Linked DNA regions of Homo sapiens: region 2 is linked to region 1. A link is an interaction called in ENCODE POLR2A ChIA-PET data of the cell type or tissue named here. Cell type or tissue: CD4-positive, alpha-beta T cell. All regions are shown on one strand. Each heading gives the region's core, and the rest is flanking DNA. Links, peaks and the distances in the headings are about the cores only.

The links. ChIA-PET counts read pairs that join two places held together with the same protein. Peaks named below come from ENCODE experiments on the same cell type or tissue, not always from the same donor. Only the 100,000 strongest peaks of a DNase experiment are listed, where the experiment ranks them.
Region 2: POLR2A ChIA-PET joins it to region 1 with 10 read pairs; 2 of 35 experiments call an interaction of 5 or more read pairs at or near these places.

Annotation. Positions count from the first base shown.
Region 1 is chr10:21,699,578-21,707,908 of GRCh38, reverse strand. All of the region lies in intron 13 of MLLT10 (MLLT10 histone lysine methyltransferase DOT1L cofactor), which reads right to left. Among named protein-coding and RNA genes, the nearest start is that of MLLT10, 170 kb to the right of the region's middle. In CD4-positive, alpha-beta T cell, for the core only: no CTCF peak of the experiment used is centred there; DNase peaks (open chromatin) are centred at 4,878 and 5,148.
Region 2 is chr10:23,439,712-23,448,020 of GRCh38, reverse strand. OTUD1 (OTU deubiquitinase 1) reads right to left here. Exons shown (of 1, transcript NM_001145373.3): 1 at 5,644-8,309. The coding sequence ends at 7,118. Among named protein-coding and RNA genes, the nearest start is that of OTUD1, 4.8 kb to the right of the region's middle. RefSeq lists silencers at 7,728-8,097, 8,238-8,309. In CD4-positive, alpha-beta T cell, for the core only: no CTCF peak of the experiment used is centred there; DNase peaks (open chromatin) are centred at 7,550 and 7,960; H3K4me3 peaks cover 2,509 bases.

The sequences.
Region 1 (8,331 bases), core at 21-8,020:
TAACTAGACAAAGAGTAAGACAGAAAAACTTGTCCAAAAGACCCAGAAATATTGAAAGAAGAAAAAACAGGTAATACAGCTAAAGCCTTGTGGAGAGGCTGGTAAAAGACAAAGTTGGAGAGAGGGGAAGGAACAGATCATAAGGCCTTGTAAGCCATGTACAGGTGTTCTGAATTTTTGCTAAGATCAGTAGGAAGACACCAAAGGCAAATAGTATGACTCACTTTTTAAAAAGATCATCCCTCTGACTCTTATGTAGCAAAGGGACTGACGGGGATGAGTGGAAACAAAGATTTTTTTTTAGGAGGCTATTTCACAATCTGGATTAAAAATTATGTCCCTCCAGACAAAGACGGTAGTAGTACTGAACACGGACAAGGACTTGCAGTGCATCTAGAAATTAGAATCATCTAAACTTGGCCGGGCGCAGTGGCTCACGCCTGTAATCCCAGCACTTTGGGAGGCCGAGACGGGCGGATCACGAGGTCAGGAGATCGAGACCATCCTGGCTAACACGGTGAAACCCCGTCTCTACTAAAAATACAAAAATTAGCCGGGCATGGTGGCGCGTGCCTGTAGTCCCAGCTACACGGGAGGCTGAGGCAGGAGAATGGCGTGAACCCGGGAGGCGGAGCTTGCAGTGAGTCGAGATCGCGCCACTGCACTCCAGCCTGGGCAACAGAGCGAAACTCCGTCTCAAAAAAAAAAAAAAAAAAAAATCATCTAAACTTGATGACAAATTAGATTTGGTAGCAGGGTAGAAGATGAATGAGTCATGGGTTTCTGGCTAGTGATTAAAAGTGCCCTTACTGAGATGGTAAAAACTGGAACAGGAGGAATGGAAGTTTTCTTAAACGCCAGCCTGGGACCACATGTTGAGGCTCTCCAACATTTCAAGGATGGGTCCTAGAAGAGGAGTTCATACAGAAAATTGACACCAGTAAGATAAGAAGAAAACCATGACTGTGGTGTCACTGAAGCAAAGAAAGAGAGCCTGACGAAAGAGATGGCAGTGACTTCTCAAATGCTGCATTTTCAGCCCACTAGATGTGAAAAGATGGAGACAAACAGTGATCTCAGGAGAAGAATACAGTATGAGTAGACGCCAGAAGAACATTGTTTAGACTTAAGTTTTTATTAGTAAGCCAATGCAATTACACAAGATTGGTAAATAAGACAGAAGTATACCTGTCTAATGACAGAAATAATAATGCTCATCAACCTGAGTTCCTATTTCCCACTTTCAAACTGCCTAGGAGGTCAAGTAAGTACCCATCCAGTGGCTTATTCAGGAAAAAGACTGTGAATGGAATAGTCTTCAGAAATATTTAACTAAGTAAGTAATTAAGCCTGTAAGTTATCCCTAACCCACATCCCGAGAGACTGAATGACTTATTCTTTCCTAGAGGTTAATATGGTGTGAAAATAGTTAAAAGTCCAAATCCTGCTCCCTCGTGCAAATAACTTAACCTCACACAACCTCATATACCTCATCTATAAAGTGAGGGTGGTACCAACAATTTCACAGGGCTGGGGCAAGGATTAACTTACATATGCGAAGCATATACTAATATTGTCCTCAGGACCCCTAATGGTATGTGCAGGCACCAGTCATGGTAGACAGTATGCTGTCTACCACATAGTAAACATCTGACAAACAGTGCCCATCATTATTATGAATTCATTATTATGAATTAAATAGGATTGAGAGAGGGGTTTCAAGATGGGTGACTAGAGGCATTTTGTATTTGTCTCTTCCACTAAGAACCAAAATAGTTAGAAGGTAACCACAATTTGTATAGATCGTCCAAGAGAAAACACTGGAATTCAACAAAAAACTAACAACCAATACCTAAAACAAGGAAGGAAAGGGAAGCAAGGCAGCCTGCTTGGCCAGGAGCCAAGAGAGGCTCCCTAATGCAGGGAAAGAACAGGTTAGAGACCCTCAGCTGTCAACATTCCCACATGGACTTCTGCAATCCTAGCCATGGGAGAGCTCCTAGATCCTTTCAGGCTCTGAAATAAACATAAGGAACTGCGAGGAGATTGTGTTGACAGCACAGCCACAGGGAGGATGCTTATGCTGTATCCCATACATGTTCTAAGACCTAAGCAGCAACAGCAAAGCACCATCTTAAGAGTCTTGTACCCAACAGGCTACACACTGTCCTAGGGCCCAGCAGCGCTAGGACTAAGGCCAAGAGATACACCAGCTACTGCTCCCAGGGTGGAGGCGTGAATGAGCAAAGTGTGGGCTACTGCACACAGGGCTGAGATGTGGGGAACCACTGCTAGGGCTGATGCATGAGTGTTCCCCATCTGCTGGCCTACACTTGCCTCCACTAACATGGCCCTGGGCTCTCCAGTGACAGGGCAACGGTGTGACCAATGCTGCCCCGGCTACCTGAACATTCTGCTGGTGACTTAGGGATCACCCTGCCCCTGCCTACCATGACTGGTACCTGCAAATACCATCAGGGGGCCTGAGGACAAGCCCACCAACCCAGCTTTGCCCCACCCTCAGCCCATGCCAGAGCACACAAGTCTGGAGTACAGGGGACTGCCCAGCGCAATCCAACATCATTAGCACCTGAACACTTGTCCTGGGGATCTGAGGTTAGGCCTACCCACCCTGCTGCTACTGCCACAGCTGGCACCTATCTGCATGTACCATCTGTAGGTCTGGAGACTGGCCTGCCCAGTCCACTGTAGCCACCACCAATACAAGTGCACTCTTCCTGGGATCCAGAGGGTTGACCCACCACTGCCACCGTCTTCGCACACCACACTGGCTGGCTGCAGACCCGAGAACCGTCCAACCTACAGAGCCAACTGCTACCACTACTGGCATCTGAGGAAGTATGGGCCTCCACCTCGAGGCACAAGAATCAGCCTACCTGGACCCACTAACACCAGTACCAGCATATGCCACCCTGGGCCCAAGGTGAGGCATGCTTGGTCCACGACTGAGGTGCAAAGGCTGGTCTACTTGGCATCCTAGTCCCCAGCAAAACTTCACCACTGCCTCCACTAATAATTGCACCCTAAACCACTGAGAAAAATCATAGCCACTGCTGATACTGTTTAAGCCAAATAAATCATCCAGAGATTACATGACTGCACACATCCAGAATCACAACTACGGTGCCTACCCAAGCAACACCATAGATATATCTTCAATAAAATGTTCTCCCCTATGAAAGCAAATTCAAAAAAATTGGGAGAAGCTATTATCACATCAGATGCACAGATATCAACATATACAGGAAACATTAAAAAGCCAAAAAAAAAAAAAAAGCGAGAGAGAGACACCTCCAAAGGGCACACAATAATTCCGTAGGAACACATACCATTAAAAAGTTTTTAAAAATATTGGAAAAATAATTCAAAATTTTAATACTAAAGAAGCTATGTGCGATACAAAATAATTCTGAAAATACAAAGAAATCAGAATGGTTATTCAGGACATGAATAATATGAATAATAAATTAATTATTTATTTTTATTCTGTAATTCAGTAATAATTATATATATATATATATATATATATAGAGAGAGAGAGAGAGAGAGAGAGAGAGAATTTAAAAAGAACAAAACAGAGGCTGGGCACAGTGGCTCATGCCTGTAATCCCAGCACTTTGGGAGGCCAAGGCTGGCAGATCACTTGAGTACAGGACTGCAACATCAGCCTGGCCAACACGGCAAAACCTCATCTCTACAAAAATACAAAAGTCAGCCAGGTGTGGTGGTACCTGCCTGTAATCACAGCTACTTAGGAGGCTGAAGCAGGAGAATCACTTGAACCTAGGGGGCAGAGGCTGCAGTAAACTGGGGTCACTTTAGCCTGGGCAACAGAGCAACACTCCATCAAAAAAAAAAAAAAAAAAAAAAACAAAAAACAATCGAAATCCAAAATGTATTCAGAAGTTTCAACAATAGACTAGATCAAGCAGAAGAAATTCACAACTTGAAGCCAGTCTTTTGAAATAACCCAGTCAAAACACAGTGACCAATAATATGGAAAATCAACTCAACAAAATACTAGATTAAAACTTCCCAGGTCTGGGCCGGGTGCGATGGCTCACACCTGTAATCCCAGCACTTTGGGAGGCTGAGGCGGGCGGATCACAAAGTCAGAAGTTCGAGACCAGCCTGATCAACATGGTGAAACCCTGTCTCTACTAAAAACACAAAAATTAGCCGGGTGGTAGTGGTGCACACCTGTAATCCCAGCTACTCGGAAGGCTGAGGCAGAAGAATTGCTTGAGCCTGGCAGGCTGAGGTTGCAGTGAGCGGAGATCGCGCCACTGCACTCCAGCCTGGGTGACAAAGCGAGACTCTGTCTCAAAAAAAAAGAACTTCCCAGGTCTAGCAAGAGATACAGACATCCAGATAGAGGAGGCTCTAAGATCCCTAAAAACAATGCAAAAAGGTCTTCTCTACGGCACATTTTACTCAGGTTGTCTAAAGACAAAGACAAAGAATTCTAAAAACAAGAGAAAGGTATCCAGTCACCTATAAAAGACCCCCCCATCAGACTAACAGATTTCTCAGCAGAAATCTTACAGTCAACATAGAAGGGGATGATATATTCAAAAGTGCTGAAAGGAAAAAAAAAAAACTTTCAGCCAAGGATATTACATACAGCAAAATTATCCTTCATAAATGAAGGAGAAATAAAGTCTTCTCCAGACAAGCAAAAGCTGAGGAAATTCATCACCATTAGACCACCCTACACGAAATGCTCAAGGGAATTCTAAACCTGGAAGCAAAAGGATGACATTTGCCACCATGAAAACATACAAAAGTACAAAACTCACTGGAGTAAAGCAAATACACAAAGTAAGAAGAAAGAGAAAGGACTCAAACCACCCCTACAGAAAACCACAAAACCACAACGACAAAAAGAAAGGAAAAGAAAGAATATACAAAACAACTAGAAAACAATAGGACAAAAACAAAACCTCACATATCAATAATAACCTTAAATGTAATGGATTAAATTCTCCACTTACAAGATATCAACTAGGTGAATGAATTAAAAAACAAGGTCCAACTACTTATTGCCCACAAAAAACACACTTCACCTGTAAGGATGCATACAGATGGAAAGTAAAGGTATGAAAAAAGATATTTTATGCAAAGGGAAACCACAGGAAGTAAGCAGGAGTAGCTATACTTACATCAGATAAAAGAGACTTTAAGAAAAAAAAAACTGTAAAAAAGATTAGGTCATTATATAACGACAAAGGGATAACCAGCAAGAGGATATAACAATTCTAAATATATATGCACCAAACTGGAAAATTCAGATTCAGAAAGCAAATATTACTAAACCTAAAGAGAGGGATAAACTCCAATACAATAATAGTGAGAGACTTCAACAACCCACTCTCAACATTAGATAGATCACTGGCACAGAAAATCAAAAAACGAACACTGGACTCCAACTAGACTTTAGACCAAATGGACCTAACAGACATTTACAAAACATTTTATCCAACAACTGCTCTCATCAGCATATGGAACATTCTCCAGGACAGACCGTATGTCAGGACACAAAACAAATCTTTAAAAATCAAAATCATATCAAGAATCTTCTCAATTTACAATGGAATAAAATTAAAAATCAACACAAAGAGGAACTTAGGAAACTATACAAATACATAAAAATTAAATAACATAGCCAGGCACAGTGGCTCACGCCTGTAATCCCAGCACTTTGGGCAGCTGAGGTGGGCGGATCACAAGGTCAAGAGATTGAGATCATCCTGGCCAACATGGTGAAATCCCGTCTCTACTAAAAATACAAAAATTAGCTGGGCATGGTGGTGGGCGCCTGTAGTCCTAGCTACTCGGGAGGCTGAGGCAGGAGAATCACTTGAACCTGGGAAGTGGAGGTTGCCATGAGCTGAGATCAAGCCACTGCACTACAACCTGGCAATACAGTGAGTATCTGTCTCAAAAAAAAGAGAGACGAGACGAGACGAGACGAGAAGAGAAGAGAAGAGAAATAACATAACCAGGTGCGGTGGCTCACGCCTGTAACCCCAGCACTTTGGGAGGCTGAGGCTGGTGGACTGCCTGAGGTCAGGAGTTTGAGACCAGCCTGGCTAACATGGTGAAACCCATCTCTTCTAAAAATATAAAAAAAATTAACCAGGCGTGGTGGTACATGCCTATAGTCCCAGCTACTCAGGAGGCTGAGGCAGGAGAATTGCTGGACCCCAGGAGGCAGAGGTTGCAGCGAGAAGAGATCGCATTACTGCACTCCAGCCTGGGTGACAGAGCAAGACTCCATCTTCAAAATATATATATATTTTTAATAACACAATCCACCACTGTGCCAATGAAGAAATTAAGATGGATATAAAAAAATTTCTTCAAATGAAAATGGAAACGCAACATGCCAAAACCTATGTGATACAGCAAAAACAACACTAAAAAGTTTATAGCAGTAAACATCTACATCAAAAAAGTAGAAAGACTGCAAATAAACAATCTAATGATGCACCTCAAGGAACTAGAAAAGCAAGAACAAATCAAACCCAAAATCAGCAGAAGAAAAGATATAATGAAGATTAGACAGAGACCCCCTCTCCCTCTCAAAAAAAAAAAAAAAAATCAATGAAATGAAAAATTGGTTCTTCAAAAGGTAAACAAAATTGATGAACTGCTAGCTAGACAAGGCAAAAAAAAGAGGTAAGAACCAAATCAGCAAAATCAAAATTGAAAAAGGAGACATTACAACTGATACCACAGAAATATGAAAGACAGCAGAGAATAGTATGAATGCTAACAAATTGGAAAATCTAGAGAAAATTGATGAATTCCAAAAAACATACAACCTACCCAGACTGAATCAGGAAGAAACAGAAACCCTGAACAGACCAACAATGAGTAATGAGACTGAATCAGTAATAAAATGTCTCCCAACCAAAGAAAAGCCTAGGACTGGATAGATTCAATGCTGAATTCTACCAAATGTATACAAAGGAACTAATACCAATCCTCTTCAAACTATTCCAAAAATCCAAGAGAAGGGAATTCTCCTTAACTCATTCTACAAGGCCCTGACCAGTCAAGGATACAACAACATCAAAAAAGGAAACTACAGGTCAATATCCCCAAGAAACATCAATGCAAAAATCCCCAACAAAATGCTAGCAAACCGAATTCAACAAAACATCAAAAGGTAATACACCATGATCAAGTGGGACTCACACTTGGAATGCAAGGATGGTTTAACATAATAGGTATCACATCAATAGAATAAAGGACAAAACCCATATGATCATCTCAGATGCAGAAAAAGCATTTGATAAAATTCAACATCGCTTCATATTAAAAACTCTCAAACTAAGCACAGAAGGACCATTCTGCAAAATAATAAAGGCCATATAGGACAAACTCACAGCTAACATTATACTCAACAGGAAAAAGCTAAAATTTTTCCTCTAAGACCTAAAACAAAACAAGAACACCCACCTTCACAACTCTTATTCAACATAATATTGACAATTCTAACCAGAGCAATCTGGCAACAGAAATAACAGGCATCCAAGTTGACTTCCATACGGAAGTAAAATTCATTACTTTGCAGATTACATGATCTTATATGCAGAAAAACTTAAATACTCCACCAAAAGACTATAAGAACTGATAAATTCAGTAAATTTGGAGGATACAAAATCAACATACAAAAACCAGTACTGTTTCTATATATCAATAATGAAATAGCAAAAAAAGAAATCAAGGCAGCAGTCCTGTTTACTATAGTGTTTAAAAAAAAAAAAAAAAGAATACATTTAACCGAGTAGGTGAAAGATCTCTACAAGAAAAATTACAAAACACTGATGAAAGAAATTGAAAAGGACACAAACAAATTTAAAGACATCCCATGCTCATGAATTGGAAGAATTAGTATCATTAAAATGACCACACTGCCAAAAGCAATCTACAGATGCAATGCAGTCCTTATCAAAATAACATCATTTTTCATAGAAATAGAAAAAACAATTCTAACATTTGTATGGAGCCAAGAAAGAATCAGAATAGCTGAAGTAATCCTGAGCAAAAGAACAAAGCTGGAGTCATCATGCTACGTCACTTCAAAATATATTACAAAGCTACAGTAATCAAAAAAGCATGGTATTGGTATAAAAACAGATACCAATGAAACAGAATAGAGAACCCAGCAATAAACCCACTTTTTTTTTTTTTTACAGCCAACTGATTTTTGACAAAGGCACCAAGTACGTACACCGAGGAAAGGATATCCTCTTCAAAAAATGGTGCTGGGAAAATTGGATATCTGTATGCAAAAGAATA
Region 2 (8,309 bases), core at 310-8,309, 1.7 Mb before region 1:
TTGAGGCCAGGAGTTCAAAACCAGCCAGGACAACATAGTGAGACCCCATCTCTACAAAAGAAAAAAAAAATTAGCCAGATGTGGTGGCCCACACCTGTGGTCCCAGCTACTCCAGAGGCTGAGGTAGGAGAATTGCTTGATCCCAGGAGGTCGAGGCTGCAATGAACTGTGACTGCACCACTGCACTCCATCCTGGGTGACAAAGAGCAAGACCCTATCTCAAAAAGGACATAATTAAAAATTTATAAACAGGCTGGGAACAGTGGCTCATGCCTAATCCCAGCAACTCAGGAGGCCCAGATAGGAAGATTGCTTGAGCCCAGGAATTCAAGACCAGCATGGGCAACATAATGCTAGCTACTCAAGAGGCTGAAGCAGGACGATTGCTTAAGCCCAGGAGTTTACGGCTGCAGTGAGCTATGATCACGCCACCGCACTCCAGCCTGGGTGACAGGTCAAGATCCTAGCCCTAAAAAAAAAAATACAATAAATAAAAAAAAAAAGGTATAAATAGAAGAAAGACAACAGCAGGGACACACTATGAAGGATTATATATGGTAGGGAGGAAACAAAATATTAACTAGGCCATGACAAATCAGCTCCAATTTTGAGATTTAATATAGCCAACCCATTTGTTTTCTGAATATGTCACTGCACACACTCAGAGATCCCTTAATCAGACAAATCCAGGATACCACTAAACAATGAAAAAAGAAGACAAGGCAAGCAGCAAAAAAGCACTCTGGTTGACCAAAAACTAAAGCTTAAACACATTACTTACAGCAGAGCATCACAGTTCTGAATTAGAAACTCATTTCTAGTATGACAGGTTGTGTTATTTAAAAAAGAGAAAACCATTTCTTATGATTTTAGAGTCAATTCTGACAAGCACATTGATTAGTGTCTCTAACTGAACATAGAAAATCATAGTGGGAATTGAGGTTGGAAAGTGACAATGGTAAGAGCTTTTATAATGCGAGGAAGTAGACAGGAAAAGTATAATCACAAAGATAAAATTCCCAGCACTAGCTGGGCGTGGTGGCTCAGGCCAGTAAACCAAGCACTCTGGGAGGCTGAAGGGTGAGGATCACTTGAGCTCAGGAGTTTGAGACCCCATCTCTACCAAAAATAATAATAAAAAAATTAGCGAGGGAGAGGTGTGGGATGGTGGCATGCACCTGTGGTTCCAGCTACTCAGGATGTTGAGATGGAAGGATCGCTTGAGCCCGGGAATTCAAGGCTGCAGTGAGCCATGATCATGCCACTGCACTCCAGCCTGGGCAACAGAGTGAGATCCCATCTTGAAACAAATTAAAAAAAAAAAAAGTCCTAGCACTCTGAGATCCCTTTAAGTACAAATGAACTGTCACATTTCAGCCATCTGCAAGCACTAAAGCACTAAATGATTAAACCATATTTAGTTTTTTTGTTTTTTTTTTGAGACGGAGTCTCGCCCCGTTGCCCAGACTGGAGTGCAGTTGCGCTATCTCAGCTCACTGCAACCTCCGCCCCCCGGGTTCCAGCGATTCTCCTGCCTCAGCCTCCCGAGTAGCTGGGACTACAGGTGTGAGCCACCACGCCCAGCTAATTTTTGTATTTTTTAGTAGAGGCAGGGTTTCCCCATATTGGCCAGGCTGGTCTCAAACTCCTGACCTTGTGATCTGCCCACCTTGGCCTCCCAAAGTGCTGGGATTACAGGCGTGAGCCACTGTGCCCAGCCTCATATTCAGTTATTTTATAAAGAAAAATTAGTACACCATAAATTACTTTTTTTTTTTTTTTTTGAGACGGAGTTTCACTCTTGTTGCCCAGGCTGGAGTGCAACGGTGTGATCTCAGCTCACTGCAACCTCAACCTCCCGGGTTCAAGCGATTCTCCTGCCTCAGCCCCTATAGTAGCTGGGACTACAGGCACCCGCCACCACGCCCAGATAATTTTTCTATTTTTATTAGAGATGGGGTTTCACCAATGTTAGCCAGCTGGTCTTGATCTCCTGACCTTGTGATCCGCCACCTCGGCCTCCCAAAGTGCTGGGATTACAGGCGTGAGCCACCGCGCCCGGCCTTTTGTTTCATATTTTACACAAAAAGGAACTGTTCAATTATTTAGAAAATTCAATTGTGAGAAACAAGGCTAGATAAGGTTTTACTGTAAGTTAACTGATGACAGTGAACTCTCCCTGACCTTTACTCATAGAATCATTGTCATTGATCTAATTTACAACAGGAAGAAATACATTTTTTTCCAACAGCTGTTCTGATCTGATTTACACTACTTGCCTTGGTCCCACTGACCAATGACATAAGCTTGCAGCCAGTATTATTGAACACAGCAGTCGTAACTCATGCTTGAAATCTGTTCAACATTTCCTTCTCAACCAGGCTACAGAGAAAACAGTCACACTAGGAATTGCTAGAGACTGGATGTGGGATGGCAGTGACCCCCAAAGCAAAACAGAGCAAGTCATTTTGGAGAAGGCAACACCTTCAAGATCACAGCAGATTAGTGAAGTTCTATTTTTAAATAATTACAGTTGACCTGGTTTCTCAAGATGTTTGGAAGATGACAGAAAGATAAAATCAATGAATTCTCATTTTTGGTTTCAAAAACCATTTTGTCAGTTACAGAATTCAATACTGCAATATCTTTTTCTATTATTTGAGTTTAAAACGCGCATAATTACTTTGTCATTAATAATTCCCAGTACCTTTAGAGTCAAGTTATTTTCATTTAATTTCACATTCTCCAACTAAATATTTTCCAAAGCTCCATTTCCCTTCAATTAATTCCTTCATTCAAAAATTTGGCGGGGTGTAGCGACTCATGCCTGCAATCCCAGCACTTTGGGAGGCCGAGGTGGGTGGATCACTCAAGGTCAGGAGTTGGAGACCAGCCTGAACAACATGGCAAAACCTCGTCTCTAATATTAAAAATACAAGGCCAGTCACAGTGGCTCACGTCTGTAATCCCAGCACTTTGGGAGGCCAAGGCAGGCGGATCACGAGGTCAGGGTATCGAGACCATCCTGACTGACATGGTGAAACCCCATCTGTACTAAAAATACAAAAAAAAAATTAGCTGGGCGTGGTGGCACGCACGTGTAGTCTCAGCTATTCAGGAGGCTGAGGCAGGAGAATCACTTGAACTCGGGAGGCGGAGGTTGCAGTGAGCCAAGATCATGCCACTGCACTCCAGCCTGGGTGAGAGCGAGACTCCATCTCAAATAAATAAATAAATAAATAATAAATAAAAATACAAAAAATTACTTGGGCATGGTGGCAGGCACCTGTAATCCCAGCTACTCGGGAGGCTGAGGCAGGAGAACTGCTTGAACCCGGGAGGTGGAGGTTGCACTGAGCCAAGACCACACAATTGCACTCCAGGTTGGGCGACAAAGCAAGACTCTGTCTAAAAAAAAAAAAAGAAAAAAGCAATTTACTGAGCACTCGCTCTGCTAGGTACTTGGGTTTGAACCCAGGGATTCAACAGGGAATGTGCCTATTGAGCTTAGTAAATTTGGGAAATCAAACTGAATTAAATGTCATCTAGTTTCTCAGTGCCTCTTTGAGATAGACATTCTAGGGATGTACAAAAAAATGACATCTGAACTTAGGATGTAACAAATAACTATTTAATGTGAACATGCTACATACTTGAATTTATCCAGTACATTTACCTACATATCAAATTATCAAACGTCCAAAGGATTACAATCTATTTTTCTTCCCTAATGCCTTTCTTCCACATGAGCACTAAATGTCATGGTAAAGTGCTAATGATTCTCAAAATGCAAAACTTGGAAAAAAATTGTATAACTTTTTTTTTAGGAAAAGCACATAAGATAAACTTGAACAAAGTAATGAAATTATCTCCAGATTTTCTTTTTCAAGGCTGAGTGTGTGATTCACACCTGTAATCCCAGCACTTTGGGAGGCTGAGGTGGGAGGATTGCCTGAGGCCAGGAGTTCAAGACCAGCCTGGGCAACACAGGGCGAACCCCCGCCCCACCGACCTCTATGAATAATAAAAAATTAGCTGAGCATGGTGGTACATGCTTATAGTCCCAGCTACTCAGCAGCCAAGGTGAGAGGCTAACTTGAGCCCAGGAGGTAGAGGCTGCAGTAAGCCATGATTGTGCCACTGCACTCCAGCCTGGGGGACACGACAACACCCTGTCTCAAAAATAATAAACAAAATGTTAAAATTAAATTTAAAAACAGGACTGGGCAGGGTGACTTATGCCTGTAATCCCACCACCTTGGGAGGCTGAGGCAGGAGGATCACTTAAGCTCAGGAATTTAAGACCAGCCTAGGCAACATAGTGAGACTACATCTCTACTAAAAAATTTTTTTAAAAATTAGCTGGGTGTGATGCTGGACGACCGTTGTAGCCCCAGTTACTTAGGAGGCTGAGGTATTCGGGAGAATCACTTGAGCTCTGAGGTTGAGGCTGCAGTGAGCCATGACTGTGCCATTGCACTCTAGCCTAGGTGACAGAGGGAGACCCTGTCTCAATAAAAACGTAAGAAAAAAGAAAAGAAATCAGGACTTGGAATCCTAATTTGAAAATGAAACAGAACACAGAGTAAGCTACCTAAAACAGTAATAGGCTTACAGAAGGCTTTTTAGGAATTCTTGTGTGTTCTACTCATACTTGTATAAAATTTTAAGCATCTCCAAATGTTATACAGCTCTAAATAAAGTGGAGAAAAGGGGTAGCCAGGTAATTCAAATAATAGAATTTCTTTCTTCCCAAATTACTTACTGAAGCCATGAAGCAAAACTTACCTACACAAAAATCCAGAGATCTGTGATTAGTAAACATTTAAACCGTTGACAAATTCTTTCCTTGATATTCAACGGCATCCTTCCAAGAATGTGGTTAACCAATGAACTCAATCAAGTTCAGTTGTGTCTATGACTGTGATGTCTAAATAACTGAAAAGTAAAATATCCAAAATAGCTGCTTTTCTTATGCATTACACATACCCCAACATTATGCACACAGGTGCACCAACTTAGTCCATTTGTGCTACTGCAACAAAATACCTATAATTTATAAAGAACAGAAATTTGTATTTCTCACAGTCTGTTGGCTGGGAAGCCCAAGATCAAGGTGCTCGCAGGTTCCACATCAGGCGGAGGCCCCTTCCTCACAGATGACACCATCTAGGTGTCCTCCTGTGGCAGAACAACAGAACAGCAAAATGGGCCTAAGCTAGTTGCTTCCAGACCTTTTTATAAAAGGCAACTAATTCATTCATGAAGACAGAGCGCTCATGCCTTAAATCACTTCCCCAAAAGCCCAACCTCTTAATACCACCATAATGGGGACGAACACATGAATTTGGGGTGGTGGGACACATATATTCAAACTATAGCATGCACTTTTCAACATCTTAAAACAGATTCCCGTGGTCTCAAGAGGCCAGACTAGACAAAAATTAGGGCATCTCTTTGGTTACTCTCTAAAACGTTAAACTCTATACTGAGAGTGAGTGGAATACAAAAGTATGACATTTAATTAGACATTCTGCTGGCTGACACAAAACTTGCACTTCCTTTTTCATTAGCCAATAGGTACAGCTATAACTGTAGACAGAAATTATAATTAGAAATAATGAGAGCAATTTCTTGGATTACTCCACTTTTAAATTATATTTTATTCAGACTTATCCTTTGAAATTACTCATGATTAGCCTATCCTCTTCATGTGATAATTTAGGAAACCTCTCTATTGCTGTGGCATCTTTATGGAAAAAAAAAATTGTGTACATGCATACATGCAAGAAAGTTTCCTACAAACATCACAATTTAAAAACCACTCTATCCAAAAAGGCATTGTAAAAGTATAATTTTGCATTTTATTCATTCATTCCATCAGCTGGGAATTGCTCTATTGTACAAATACAGTTTTGTACAAAAAAATCACAAAATGTTACAAAATAAAAAAAGTACAAACTGCATTACTTAATAAATATGACTAAAAGTAGTTAAAGTGGCAATGAGATTGATTTTAAGTTGGAAACATTGTTTGACCCAGCAAACCATACAAGCTCTGTTTACAGACATTTCTACATCAATACAGGGCAATCCTATTTTGCCTTTTGAAAGAATGTAAAGAAATATTAAGACAGTGTTCTCCTGCTATAACTGCCAAGGTTGGCTCCAGACATTTATGCCATTAGTTTATAAATCTCTTAGCTGGATTCAAGAAGTTATATAAAGCAGGAGGCTTATCTTGTCACAGAGTTTTATACCATGTTAACATTCTCTTACAACAACGTGACAAATGTAAATAAAAACAACTGAGAGCACCAGACAATCTACTCTACACATCAACCAGGGTACAGAATAATCATTCTGCCATCAGCAAATATCAGACTTTCATTCAAGTAAGACCTGCTACTATCCCTTAAAAGAGGAAAAACAAAACAAAAACCAAAAAAAAAACACAAAAAAACACCTTCCCACAACCTTCCATTAAGTAATTTTCTTTAAAAGATTCGCCATTTCTAGAAAAATAATGACTTCCAAAACAACAGCTCTGTTTCATCAAAATGGAATGGGCCAAACATCTGGTAACAAGAATGCATCAATATCCATTTGAAATAATTATCTAAGAATTGTGAAATTCAAATTTCAACAACATAAAATAACTACCAAATCACAAACTCTGTTCAAAATAATACATTTCATATAAAGCACTTCTCTGGATTTACGCCTGAAAGCTGTTTGTCAAAATGGAACACGTCATAGATGAAGGTACACCAGTTTTTAAAAATGTTGTGCAAAAATACATTTTTATAGAAAATAGACTACCAGGAATGAACAAATTTACACTGTGAGAAATCAGCTTGCAAATTAAGTAATGCTCACTTTATACAGCAAATTATAAATAGCAGTAAAATCACCCAAAGCTATCATGAAACATCATTTAGGTGCCCAGCAACCTCCAGCTCTGAGAAAACATTCAAAAAGATGATTAAGGCATTACACCTACAGTAAAATCTACTAGCAAGTTTGAAAGTGCTATTACCCTGATTAAAGTTCATGTGATTCTCCAAACACAAGTTATATATGCAATTATTCCCAGGGTGTAAGGTTTTGAGACATTTCAAGAGCATGCATTTTGTTCAATATACATTTTAGACAAGGATATGGCCATAGATTTGGCAAGTTCTTCGTCGCGTTTCCTTTGCACTTGAGTTTGTTTGCACCAGTTGTCGTACTCTGGGTTAGGATAGGAGTGATCAAATACAGCATCATAGTGTCCGTTACTGAGCCAACTGAGCCAAATACTAGGCCTCAGGGAATCCTCTGGGCCCAAATAATGAATCATGGTAGACACCGTGGGACTCTCCAGCCTCCCTCCAGTAGTTAAATGGATATTCACATTCAGCATCTGCCCCATGGCCAGCAACTCCGGGTACCCGGCCCATGCCCCGTCTTGGGCAGCAGCGATGATAAACTCCCCCACGTCGCCCTCAATCAGGGGGCTGAAGTGGTCGAGATGGTCGGCGATGTAGTGCACCGTCTGCTCCCTCAACTCCCGGTGCAGGCTCTGGTCCCCATACACCGTCTTGCTGACAGCTCGGTAGAGGCAGTTGCCGTCTGGAATGATGTGGAATCGGTACTTATTCCTCTGCCGCAGATACTTGTCCTGCTTCTCCACCTCGGCCAGGTATAGGGCCAGCTTCTCGTCTCTGGGATCCGACCTGGAGACGATCACCGGCTCCGCCGCACTACTCGGGGCGGCCTCGATGCTCCCGGCGGGGGGTGCCTCGGCCTCTGGGTCGGGCCTCCGCGCCGCGTCCCCACCGGGCGCGTCGCAGCGATCGCCGCCCCTCTCCCAGCCCCTGGGGCCCCTCTCCGCCAAGTGCTCTTCGCCCCACGGACCGGGGCCGGGATCGGGGCTCCCCGGGGTCGCCGCGGGGCCTCGGTGCTTGGCGGCGGCCAGGGCCTGGCGGTGCTCGCTCAGTCGGAAGTTCCGATCGGGCCCCTCCCGTGTCGCGTCCAAGCCCGCGGGCTCGGGGCAGTCGGGCCGCAGCAGCTCCTCCAGGAGCCAGGCCGAGGAGCCCCGCCGCGGCGGGACCGGGGCTGCGGGCGCCGGGGCGAGCAGGAGGCAGCGGCCGCGCGGGGCAGCGGCGGAGCCCGCGGCGCCGGGAACGGGATCGGGCCCGTGCAGCAGGAGCCTGTCGGCGCCCAGGGCCCGCACGGTGATCTGTGCGGTGGACGTGTAGTGCGGCGGCAGCGGCGGCTTGCAGGACGCGCCGGGCGGGCCGGCGGCGGCGGAGGCGGGCGCGGCG